2 separate regions of the Homo sapiens genome follow, and region 2 is linked to region 1. The links are chromatin loops, found by intact Hi-C in ENCODE. Cell type or tissue: Caco-2. All regions are shown on one strand. Links, peaks and the distances in the headings refer to the core of each region. The heading gives the core; the rest is flanking DNA.

What was found. A loop is a pair of places that touch in the nucleus more often than their neighbours do. Peaks named below come from ENCODE experiments on the same cell type or tissue, not always from the same donor. Only the 100,000 strongest peaks of a DNase experiment are listed, where the experiment ranks them.
Region 2: it touches region 1 in a loop (8-fold over the local background); 4 of 110 quality-filtered maps call a loop at or near these places.

Annotation. Positions count from the first base shown.
Region 1 is chr10:16,609,241-16,614,624 of GRCh38, reverse strand. All of the region lies in intron 8 of RSU1 (Ras suppressor protein 1), which reads left to right. Among named protein-coding and RNA genes, the nearest start is that of C1QL3, 90 kb to the right of the region's middle. In Caco-2, for the core only: no CTCF peak of the experiment used is centred there; a DNase peak (open chromatin) is centred at 2,174.
Region 2 is chr10:16,668,598-16,673,981 of GRCh38, reverse strand. All of the region lies in intron 8 of RSU1 (Ras suppressor protein 1), which reads left to right. Among named protein-coding and RNA genes, the nearest start is that of RSU1, 150 kb to the left of the region's middle. In Caco-2, for the core only: no CTCF peak of the experiment used is centred there; a DNase peak (open chromatin) is centred at 3,201.

The DNA of each region.
Region 1 (5,384 bases), core at 182-5,181:
TATTTATGGGGAATATGAGATACTGTGGCTCAGGCATGCAATGTGTAATAATCACATCTTGGTATATTGGGTATCTATCCTTTTGAGCATTTGTCTTTGTTACAAACAATCCATTGATACTCTTATTTTTAAGTGTAAATTATTGATTACAATTCTCTTGTGGTGGGGGGACTATAGTGCCTCATTTAATTATTGTTCATTCTATTTTTTTTTTTAACCATTAACCATTGCTACTTTTCCTCCCAGCCCCCTACTACCCCTTCCAGCCTCCGGTCACCATCCTTCTCCTCTCTATCTCCATGAGTTCAATTGCTTTGATTTTTAGATCCCACAAGTTAGTAAGAACATGGACTACCTGGTTCTTGATTTAACATCTACAACATTTTCAGATTATTTTTGCTTGTTTACAGTTTTTATATGTTATACCTAATTTGAAATTTAGATATTGGTGAATTAACTGCTAAGCATGATTATTTCCATTAAGTACGGGGGAGCTTTGCTTACCTACTTTGTACTTCTTGTTCCTAAATGTTAGGGTTATATAGCTCATCTCAGCACTAACATTATTCCTTACCCATGTTTTGAACTTTTATTTTTCTGGCGTTAATGCTATTGCCCACAATCCCTGCGAGTACCCCTGAATCCGACCCAGTAGTTTTGCCTTGTAACCTCCAATTCCCAAGGAATATAGCCTGGCAATAGATTGTTTCATGTATTTTTACACACATGTGATCTTCATATCCATCAGTAGTTAGTCTTCTGCACTCACCAGAAGCAAGATGTCATGTCTGGGGAAAGGTTTGTTTTTTTTGTTTTTTTTTTTTTTAAAGAGCTGTAGACATTTTAATAAAAGTTTCTTCTCAGCTTTTCTCTGATGCATATCAGGAGGAAAGTATAGTAACAGAGAATATAGCATTACTGCAACATGCCTGTCTGAATACATTTCAGTTCATTGAGCTAGATTTCCCTGAAAAGGGAACATTCCCAGCCAAGTCTGCCCTAAAATCACAACCAAGGTGGCAAGCCCAGATTCTTGATGTCTGCCAGTGTCATTTTTGTAATATTTTATTCTCCAGCACAGTGGCAACCAGGATCAGAGCTAATAGTCTAATCAAAACGAAAGATGCCCAGGCTCAGATGGGGATGGGATGAAGCCCTACACCAAGTTAGAGTGGTGAAGTCCACTAGTGTTTCTGAACAAGGTGCCGACTCTTGGCATGAACCCACACAGTCTCTGAACCATTGTGCTGGTCATGACCACTGAGGCGTGGCAGGAAGGTGGTCTCTGTGGAGACTCACAGCCTGCTTACAAGCAATTCCAGGAGCAGGAAGCACAGAGACATATGGAAATTCCACTCTCATGCTTAATATACAACGTGCAAAATGAATTTTTCATATTGGCTTTTTTAAAAAATGGAAGAGTTCCAGCTTTGCCTCACTGGTGTGCCTTTTGGAGTTAGTGTCCTTTAAAGCAGCCAGAGGGGGAATAACTGTAATGTAAGCAGAGTGGTGTTTGCAAGTGAGAGCTGGGGGAGAGGCGATGATGATTTTGGAAACATTATTCTGGGTGTTGAATTGAACAAAGAGTTATTACTGAAGGAAAAAATACCCAGAAATGCATTGTTAATGCTCTCTCAGATTTGGGCCTGGAGAACCATACTGTGAACTGAGTGGAAGATAAATAGAGAGGAAAATAGCAAATTAAGGGGACAAATAACCAGGGGGAAGAGGAGGGGGGAAGGTTGCCTGCTGGCATCAGGAGAGGAGAATATATAACCAGTGTCTGATGCATTTCCTTAAGAATCAGTGTGTTTGCAAATTGCTCCATTGCATCTTAGCAGAATCTAATCTGGGTAACGAAGAGCTGACTAGCGAACATAGTTGGATGAATTCCCCAAGTACTCCTGAAATATAACAGAGCAAGGAACAGTATAATGAAAAATAACAGAGAGTGTAGCTGGAGGCTTAACTTATGATCAGTGTTCATTACAACAAATGACATTTTCACTGCAGAGTTACCGTAAGATTATTGACTCTTACGTAATATGGTTCCCATCTGAACAGATTCGAGAACAGCTTAGCCTGTGAATGGGAGAGCTGCAGAGGACTGAAGATATACTCAGTCCCCTTATTCATGTTTTCAGTTAGTCCTTGGGAGCTGCCTGTTCAGGACCATGGACAGAGCAAAAAGAGTTTGCACCTTCCTCCAGGCAGAATCTTGGTGATTGTCTTTGGCAATGACTGGCATGGTCATGTGTAATATTCAGTGAAAACCAGGCTCAGAAAGTGACTAAACTTGTTGGTAGTTTCATATCCAAGGCCTCCTCCTTATGTTCTCTGCCATTTGCTATTTTCCTCAAGCATACATATTGCAACATTTAAAAAATATATATCTCTTTGGAAAGAAACAGTGTTTTGTCTAAAACGTTGGGCACACAACCATAAGGCATATTGCAACTCTATGGCTTCAACCACATTTGAATGGACAACCCCAGTTCTGAGCGTAGTGTGGCATTGCCTTGGTTTATTGAGCACCTGTTTGATACCTGCTGAGCACTCTGTATTTCTGTTATTTTGTCCTCCCAACAACCCTATTGAGTTATGTGCTATTATTATCAGTCCTGTTTTATGGAGGATAAAGCACTTTTATCAGAGAGGTTAGGTAACTTGTCTAAGGGTACCCAGCTGCCAAGAATCACGAATGAATTTCAAAGTCATTTCTACCAGTCTGCTGTACATTATAACTTTCACACAGGTGCTGAACATAAAGAGAGATTCATTCATATTCATTCTCTCTCACTCTCTCTCGCTCTCTGGAAAAGCAGCCTGGATAGTAAGTCTATCCAGAAGCCTTGCTTTCACCCAGTATTCATGAGTCATACCAGCGTTGCTTGCTGTGTATTTTAAAAGTTAACTCTATACAGGTGTCTCCCATGAGAAAGGGTTTACTGTCACTATTAGCTGGAGGTGCAGATGTCAGCCCCCAGTACATGGGAGTTAGAAGCAGAGCAAGAGAACACAAAGAGGCCAGTGGGTGAGGGGCTGTCTTGTTGCAGGGAAAGAAGCAAAGTGGTATTTGGAAACAAATCAACAGTTGTCAAAAGAATAATGAAGACATCTATGGGAACTCAGTAGTAGCGTCTTCGGATCTCACCTTTTCTTTAGTTTTCAGTTGTGTATTTCTAAATTTTATGGGAAAAAAATTCCTCAACAAAGAATGGGGAAGTTAAAAAATACAGTTAGCCCTATTATAACCAGGGGATTTCTAAGCAGTTTATTGCCTTGTTTATAAAAGCCTGATTGGGACGTCCCTCCTCCTGGCCACTGCAGCCTATTCTGGAGACTTCCCTGCAGCCCGTCTTCCCTGGCAATGGGCCCAGAGGCTAGACGTAGTGTGGCCACTCGAGAAGGATCACAGCTGAGTGAGGAAGTCTGGTCCACCCTGGAAACGGCAAACTCATGAATGCACCCAAGCTGTAGTCACTGCTGCTTGAGCCCCCAGGGAGGGCCTCATGGATAATGCACTCTAGCCAGCCGGGCGCTGGGGACCTTTGGCTCTTAAAGCTGCTTTTATGTTTTTGTGCTTTGGGGGAAGAGAAGGACTGAACATATTTTCTCCAACCAAGTAGCATTTACGGGCTTCAGGAGTTATTCATTTTGGCTTAAAAACCTTTCCAATATCACAACTATTACAAATAAGGACATTGGGAAAATCTCTAGGTAAACGGGACTCTAGATAACAGATTTCCTGTGTGTATCCTTCCTTACTCGAAACCAGCAGTTTCCAGCCTTTTTGGCACCAGGCACCAGTTTTGTAGAAGACAGTTTTTCCATGGACCAGCAGGGTTGCGGGGAGATGGTTTTGGGATGTGTCAAGCACTTTACATTATAGTGTGCCTTATTTCTATTATTATTACATTGTAATGTATAATGAAATAAATATACAGTACACCATAATACACAATCAGTGGGAGCCCTGAGCTTATTTTCCTGCAACTAGACAGTCCCATCTGGGGGTGATGGGAAATAGTGACGGATCATCAGGCATTAGATTCTCATAAGGAGCGTGCAACCTAGATCTCTCGCATGTGCAATGGGGAGCAGCTGTAAATAAAAATGAAGCTTTGCTTCCTCGCCTGCCACTCACCACCTACTATGCAGCCCAGCTTCTAACAGGCTGCGGTTAGGTACCTGTCCACGGCCCAAGGGTTGGCCACCCGTTTTCTAAAGTATTAAAAGTAACCAAGTGCCAGGATGACAGGAAAGGGGCCGTCAGCCTTTAAAATGTCTTTCATCTAAGTACAAGAAGGTGGCTCAACTCCACCATATTCAGCTTGTCTATATCTGCTGTGCAGTAGCATAGCCACCAACTATAGGTGGCTCCTGAGCTGTTGAACTGTAGCTTGTCTGACGGACAGTGTGCTCTAACTCTAAAATACTCACCAGAGTTCAAAGACATAGTACTCAAAAAATCATTAAATTTATGTAATAAATTTACTAAATTATTCATCATCAAATTACAGATAACATAGATCATGAATCATTTTTAAATTGATGACATGTTGAAATGATATTTTGGCTATATTGGGTTAAATAAAATATGATATTAAAATTAATTCCATCCAGTCTTTTTTACTTTTATAATGCAGCTATGAGAAAATTTAAAGCTACATTCATGGCTCAAATTATATTTTGGACAGCGCTATTCTGCAGAGATATGTGGAATATGGAATGTGTCTCTGCAAATTGGACGTACTAATGTGTGTTTAAGAAGATTTTAGAAACAGCTTATGAGAAGAGAACTTAACTCACTCGAGGTATTCAGTGAGCAAATACTAAATAAAAGAGGGCTTGTTTTACCTTTTTGGGGAGATATGTTGGATGGAAATCTTCTTGGATGATCGTTTTTCAGGGAAGAATACTTTTCCATGAGAATATTGTTGGGGTAGTAGGAGACGATTGTTACAGAACATGGTTGGTTGACATTTGAAAATAACCATGGTGCACACTTTCCTTTGGAATGTTCCATCCAGTGTCGTCGTACGGGGCCCGGGAGGTGCTTGGCTTTGCAGACACCTGCTCCTCTGCCATCTCCACCCCACGCTTTTACTTCCACCTCGCTTTCACCAGCTGTATTTAGCATGCTCTAGCACCTTCCAGGGGTGTTTTGTGGGTGAGATTCTTAGATGAAACACTTTGGATTCTTGGATGCTAGGGGCTGTTATGACAAGCTTCGGCTCTTCCCTCCCCACCCACAGCCACAGTTTTGCTTGCAGCCTACGGGGCCTGTTGGGGGCATGAAGCAGCTAAGGCTCTCCCCTAGCCAGAGGCAGCTCCTAGGTGAGGCAGTGCCAGGGTCCCACTCAATTCCTTGCTGATGCATG
Region 2 (5,384 bases), core at 299-5,298, 59 kb before region 1:
CGATGGTGTGAAAGAGCCTATAAAAGGTAAATTGGCAGGCTTTGAACTATAGTAATTGCTTGAAAATAAACAGCAGAGGAGAGGGGAGGGGAGGCAGCTCTTCTTCCCAGCCCTTAAAATATGTGCGGGTTACGTTGGCAAGTCAGAAAAAGTACTTAGAGCCTGATCTCTGAACCTAAGGACCTAGGCAGAAGCGAGCATAAAGAGTCCCTCAGTCATCACGCAGTCTTTGGGTGCCAGAGGTCTCCTGATCAGCCCCATTGAGAAGCATCTGTGTGCTGCAGGAGGCTGTGCCGTTGCTCATCCTTCCACCTGCGTCATTTGAGATGGAGCCTGACCTGTTGAACACAGGGACATCCAGCGCCAGTCAGGCATGATCACGTGCTTCAAGAAACATTTGGCTTTTCTCCACACAGAAGAATCCTGTCAAGACAGGGCTTCTCCATTTGAGCTTAAATTTTCTCACAGATGGAATTAATTTCCTATATTGCTAAGAAAAATTCTCCCAGTCAAATTCCCATTGTTAATTAAGTGTTGAGGAGAAAATTGGTATTTTGTTTCTTTCTCCTAAAATGTGGAAATAACATGGTTTCATTTTAATTATGTATGGCACCAGTAAAAAGAAAAATTTGTAGCTGCTCTGTTCATGTTGGAGCAAATGTCCTGCTTTTGAGAATAAGTGTGGCTGCATGCTATACAAAAGAGAAACAGGGACTCCACAGCAATTGTCAGAACCACAGTATCACAGCGCTTCTGGTCTCTGAGTCCTACCAGGTACCGGAGATGAACGCTTCTCCCAGCGGGACTTATGGACCCTGAAGAAGCATTTCAATGGGGTCAAAGGACTTCTGAATACCCTCTAAGGAAATGTACAAAAACTATGAAGTGCCTTTTAATGAGGAGCAGGTGTAGCCTTGGAGAATAAGCTTGCCCTAGGAGACATGCTAGGTTCTCTTCCACCTGTAGACCAGTGGGTGTAAGCCTGGCCCTGGAAACAGGCTGCCTGGGTTCAAGCCCTACCCTTACCTTTTGCTAGCTTTGTGACATTGGGCCAGATAGATTTGTTTTTCTTTTAACATCTTTATTTGACAACAATTGGCATACAACAGACTACAATTAGGGTGTACAGTTTGATGCATTTGATAAATATATACATCTGTAAAACAATCAACTTAAGACAGTGAACAAATTCCTCATCCCCAAGGGTTTTTTTATGCCCATGTATAAACCATATTTCTCATTTGTGCCTCTCCCTTCATTTCCCCCATCCCCAGGCAACCACTGACCTACTTTCTGACTGTATGTTTGCATTTTGTAGAGTGTTCGATAAATATAGACATATAATGTGTACTCTATTTAAAAAAAAACAACTGGCTCCTTTCATTCAGCATAAGTATTTTGAGAGTCATTCATTCTTGTTCCATGCATCAGTAGTTGATATCTTTTCATTGCTGATTTGTAGTCCATTGTGTGGATATACCTCAGTTTGTTTATCCTTTTGCCTGCTGGTGGACGTTAGGCTTATTTCCAGTTAGGGGCTATTAGAAATAAAGCTGCTGTGAGCTTTTGTGTAAAAGTCTTTTGTTGAACATGTGCTATTGTTTCTCTTGGGTAAACACCTAGGAGTGGAATGCGTGGGTCATATGGCAGGTATGGATTTACCTTTTTTTTTGAGACAGAGTCTTGCCCTGTCGCCCAGGCTGGAGTGCAGTGGCGTGATCTCAGCTCACTGCAAGCTCTGCCTCCCGGGTTCACGCCATTCTCCTGCCTCAGCCTCCTGAGTAGCTGGGACTACAGGCACCCGCCACCACGCCTGGCTAATTTTTTTTTTTTTTTTTTGTATTTTTAGTAGAGACGGGGTTTCACCATGTTAGCCAGGATGGTCTCAGTCTCCTGACCTCATGATCCGCCTGCCTCAGCCTCCTAAAGTGCTGGGATTACAGGCATGAGCCACCGCGTCTGGCCAGATTTACCTTTTTAAGTAACTGCAAAACTGTAAAATAAGATAATCCTGGATTATCTGATATACAATTTCTCACTTAAAAGCCTTTGAGCCAGCCGGGCATGGTGGCTCATGCCTGTAATCCCAGCACTTTGGGAGGCCGAGGGGGGTCGATCACAAGGTTAGGAGATTGAGACCATCCTGGACAACATGGTGAAACCCCATCTCTACTAAAAAAATACAAAAATTAGCTGGGCATGGTGGTATGTGCCTGTAGCCCCAGCTGCTTGGGAGGCTGAGGCAGGAGAATTGCTTGAACCTGGGAGGTGGAGGTAGCAGTGAGCCAAAATCGCGCCACTGCCCTCCAGCCTCGCAACAGAGTGAGACTCCATCTCAAAAACAAACAAACAAAAAAAAACACCTTTGAGTCAGGTGTGGTGGTATGCGCATGTAGTCCCAGTTACTTGGGAAGCTGAGGTGGGAGGATCGCTTGAGCCCAGGAGATTAAGGATACAGTGAACTCAGATCATACCACTGTACTCCAGCCTGGACAACAGAACAAGACCCTGCCTCAAAACAAAAACAAAACAACCCCCTTTGGGGCCTTTGAGGAAATGACTAATTGCAGGTCCCTATCAGGAGAATGTAGAACAAAGCCTCAAACATCTTAACAATCCAGAAAGCAAGGGAGCTATCAAAGATTGTCAAAAGATCACACCTGTAATCCCAGCTCTTTGGGAGGACAAGGCAGGAGGATCACTTGAACCCAGGAGTTCCGAGACTAGCCTGGACAACATAGTGTGACCCTGTTTCTACCACATTTTCTTAATCCAGCCCACCATTGATGGGCACCTAGGTTGATTCCATGTCTTTGCAATTGTGAGTAGTGCTGTGATGAACATAGGAGTAGGTGTAAATTGTTCTACCACAAGGTTCTTTCATTTCAGTCATTTCAGGAGCTTTAACAGGGTTCTGGCTGGGTGTGGTGGCTCATGCCTGTAATCCCAGTATTTTGGGAAGCCGAGGCAGGTGGATCACCTGAGGTCAGGAGTTCAAGACCAGCCTTACCAACATGGTGAAACCCCTTCTCTACTAAAAATACAAAAAATTAGCCGGGCGTGGTGGTGGGCCCCTGTAATCCCAGCTACTGGGGAGGCTGGAGCAGGAGAATCACTTGAACCTGGGAGGTGGAGGTTGTAGTGAGTCAAGATTGTGCCGTTGGACTCCAGCCTGGGTGACAAGAGCAAGACTCAGGCTTAAAAAAAGAGGTTCTGTGGCGCTATCCATGGTGCTGACCAGTACTGACCAAGGGAACACCAGAAGAAAAAGAGGCAAAGCAGGGAGCATGAAAGATGAGTTTGGTCTTATGTGCACTAAATTTGAGGTTTTGGGAGACCCTTAAGTGGAGAGATATCTAATTGAGAATGTCTTATGGGCTTGGAATTCAGGAAGCAAGTTTAGGCTGGAGGTAGAACTTACCTTCCTGTGGCCAAGTCCTCCCAGAAACCCTGCTTTGATTAGTCACCAGCCTGGCAACCCCTCATTATGGTGCAGCCCAGAATACTGCAGCAACAGAATATTCTAGCTTCAGGGCCTTTTGCTTTGAAGAGGTAGGTTCTCAGTTTATCAATTCATGTCTGTGGGTATGCATTGCTAGCTGCTTTGAGGAGTTTTGTTTATCAGATTGAGTGGCCATATCTTGGATCTTACCATGGAATAAAAAGGGGTCTTTAGCATGTACGATTATGTAGCAAGCTCAGTGAACACTGTCGAAATCTATCTCTTTTCATTTTAGGCACCAAGCCAAGTTTGCTAGCCCCTGCGCTTTCTTCTGTAATTTAAAATGTTCTACGTTTTTCCTCCTTAGTTATTCTCCAGCATAAGCAATGGGAAGTAAACAATTCACCTGGTCAGCTTAGAAAACAACTTACTGAATTGATTTGCACTACATGGGCCTGAGTAGAAACTGCTTTATCTAGATCTTAGTTTTATAATTTGGGAGAAAAGATGGACCTAGACACCATTTGTGAGAGACTACAGTTTCTATGAACTCCTCTTAATCAGTCTATAAGGTAAGAAAGACATACTATATGCTATTAAATACCAGTACTTTTGCCTTCTTGCTCTGACTTTGGGCATGTAAGTATGAATAAAGAAGAGAAGATGAATTTACAATAGCAAAGACATGGAATCAACCCCAATGCCCATCAGTGATAGACTGGATAAAGAAAATATGGTACATATACACCATGGAATACTACGCAACCATAATATAGGAATGAGATCATGTCCTTTGCAGGGACACGGATGGAGCTGGAAGCCATTATCCTCAGCAAACTAACACAGGAACAGAAAACCAAACACCACATGTTCTCATTTGTAAGTGGGAGCCGAACAATGAGAATACATAGACACAGGGAGGGGAACAACACACACACATAAAACAAACAAAAAAAAGAAGATGAAGAAATGGCAGCTTTTGTAGATGAGTGTCACTGTTAGGAAGAGGGAGGTTTCTCTTTGATGATGTGGAAAGAAGACATTGGCTTGGCTTTCCCTGGGGTGGGTAAGTAGCCAAACACGGTGAAAGATCAGCAGCTGGTAGAAATTCCAAAAGGGGAATTAATGAAAAATGGTTAAAAAGCAGTATGGTGCTTTGGGGGGGGAAAAAAAACAGAAAATGTTAATTTCAAGAAGACAATACAACAGAAATCACATGGGCCTTTTAGAGTGAGGCAGGCCTGGGTTTGAATGACAGTTCTACATTCTGGGTGGTCACATGATCGTGAGCGCATTATTTTAATGCCCTGAATTTTTTTTCTTCTGTAACATATTAGGAGTTGCACGTTTGTAGGTCACACTGTGCACAGCTCTGGTCTAGCATTTGTTTTGGGAAAAATAAGATCTGATAGCAGAATTCTAACATTTGTATAAATGTTCCTCTTAACAGAAACTTACAAAGACTCTTTGTAATAGACTGCAGGTCAAAGTAGTGAGGCTTGAACCGCTACAGAAAGCACAACAGTATTAAAGGAAAAGTGCACCACCTCTTGGTGAATGAACATGTCTATGGCCATAACTATATATAAGATTATCTGAGAAGTTTGGTAACCTTAAACATATAACCAGCCATATTTGTACACAACAGGCTTTCTGAGGAGACATAGTTGCCTGGAATCATGTCAGTGGCTGATACTCTTGAAACGGCAAATTGACATCACAGTGGGAAAAGTGTAAACCACCATCAAAGACAGAAAATGAGGTCACTGCAGTGTGCCTCCTTTTATTTACAGATCTAGGAAAGTTAATAATGAGGGAGATCAGAGGAAGGGGAGTAGAAAGGAGACAAAATAGGAATGCTCTTGAAATTTATATCTGAGGACCTTTGTGACTGCACTGAGAACCAGGGAAAGCAGTAAAACTTGGGGGGAAAAAAAACCAT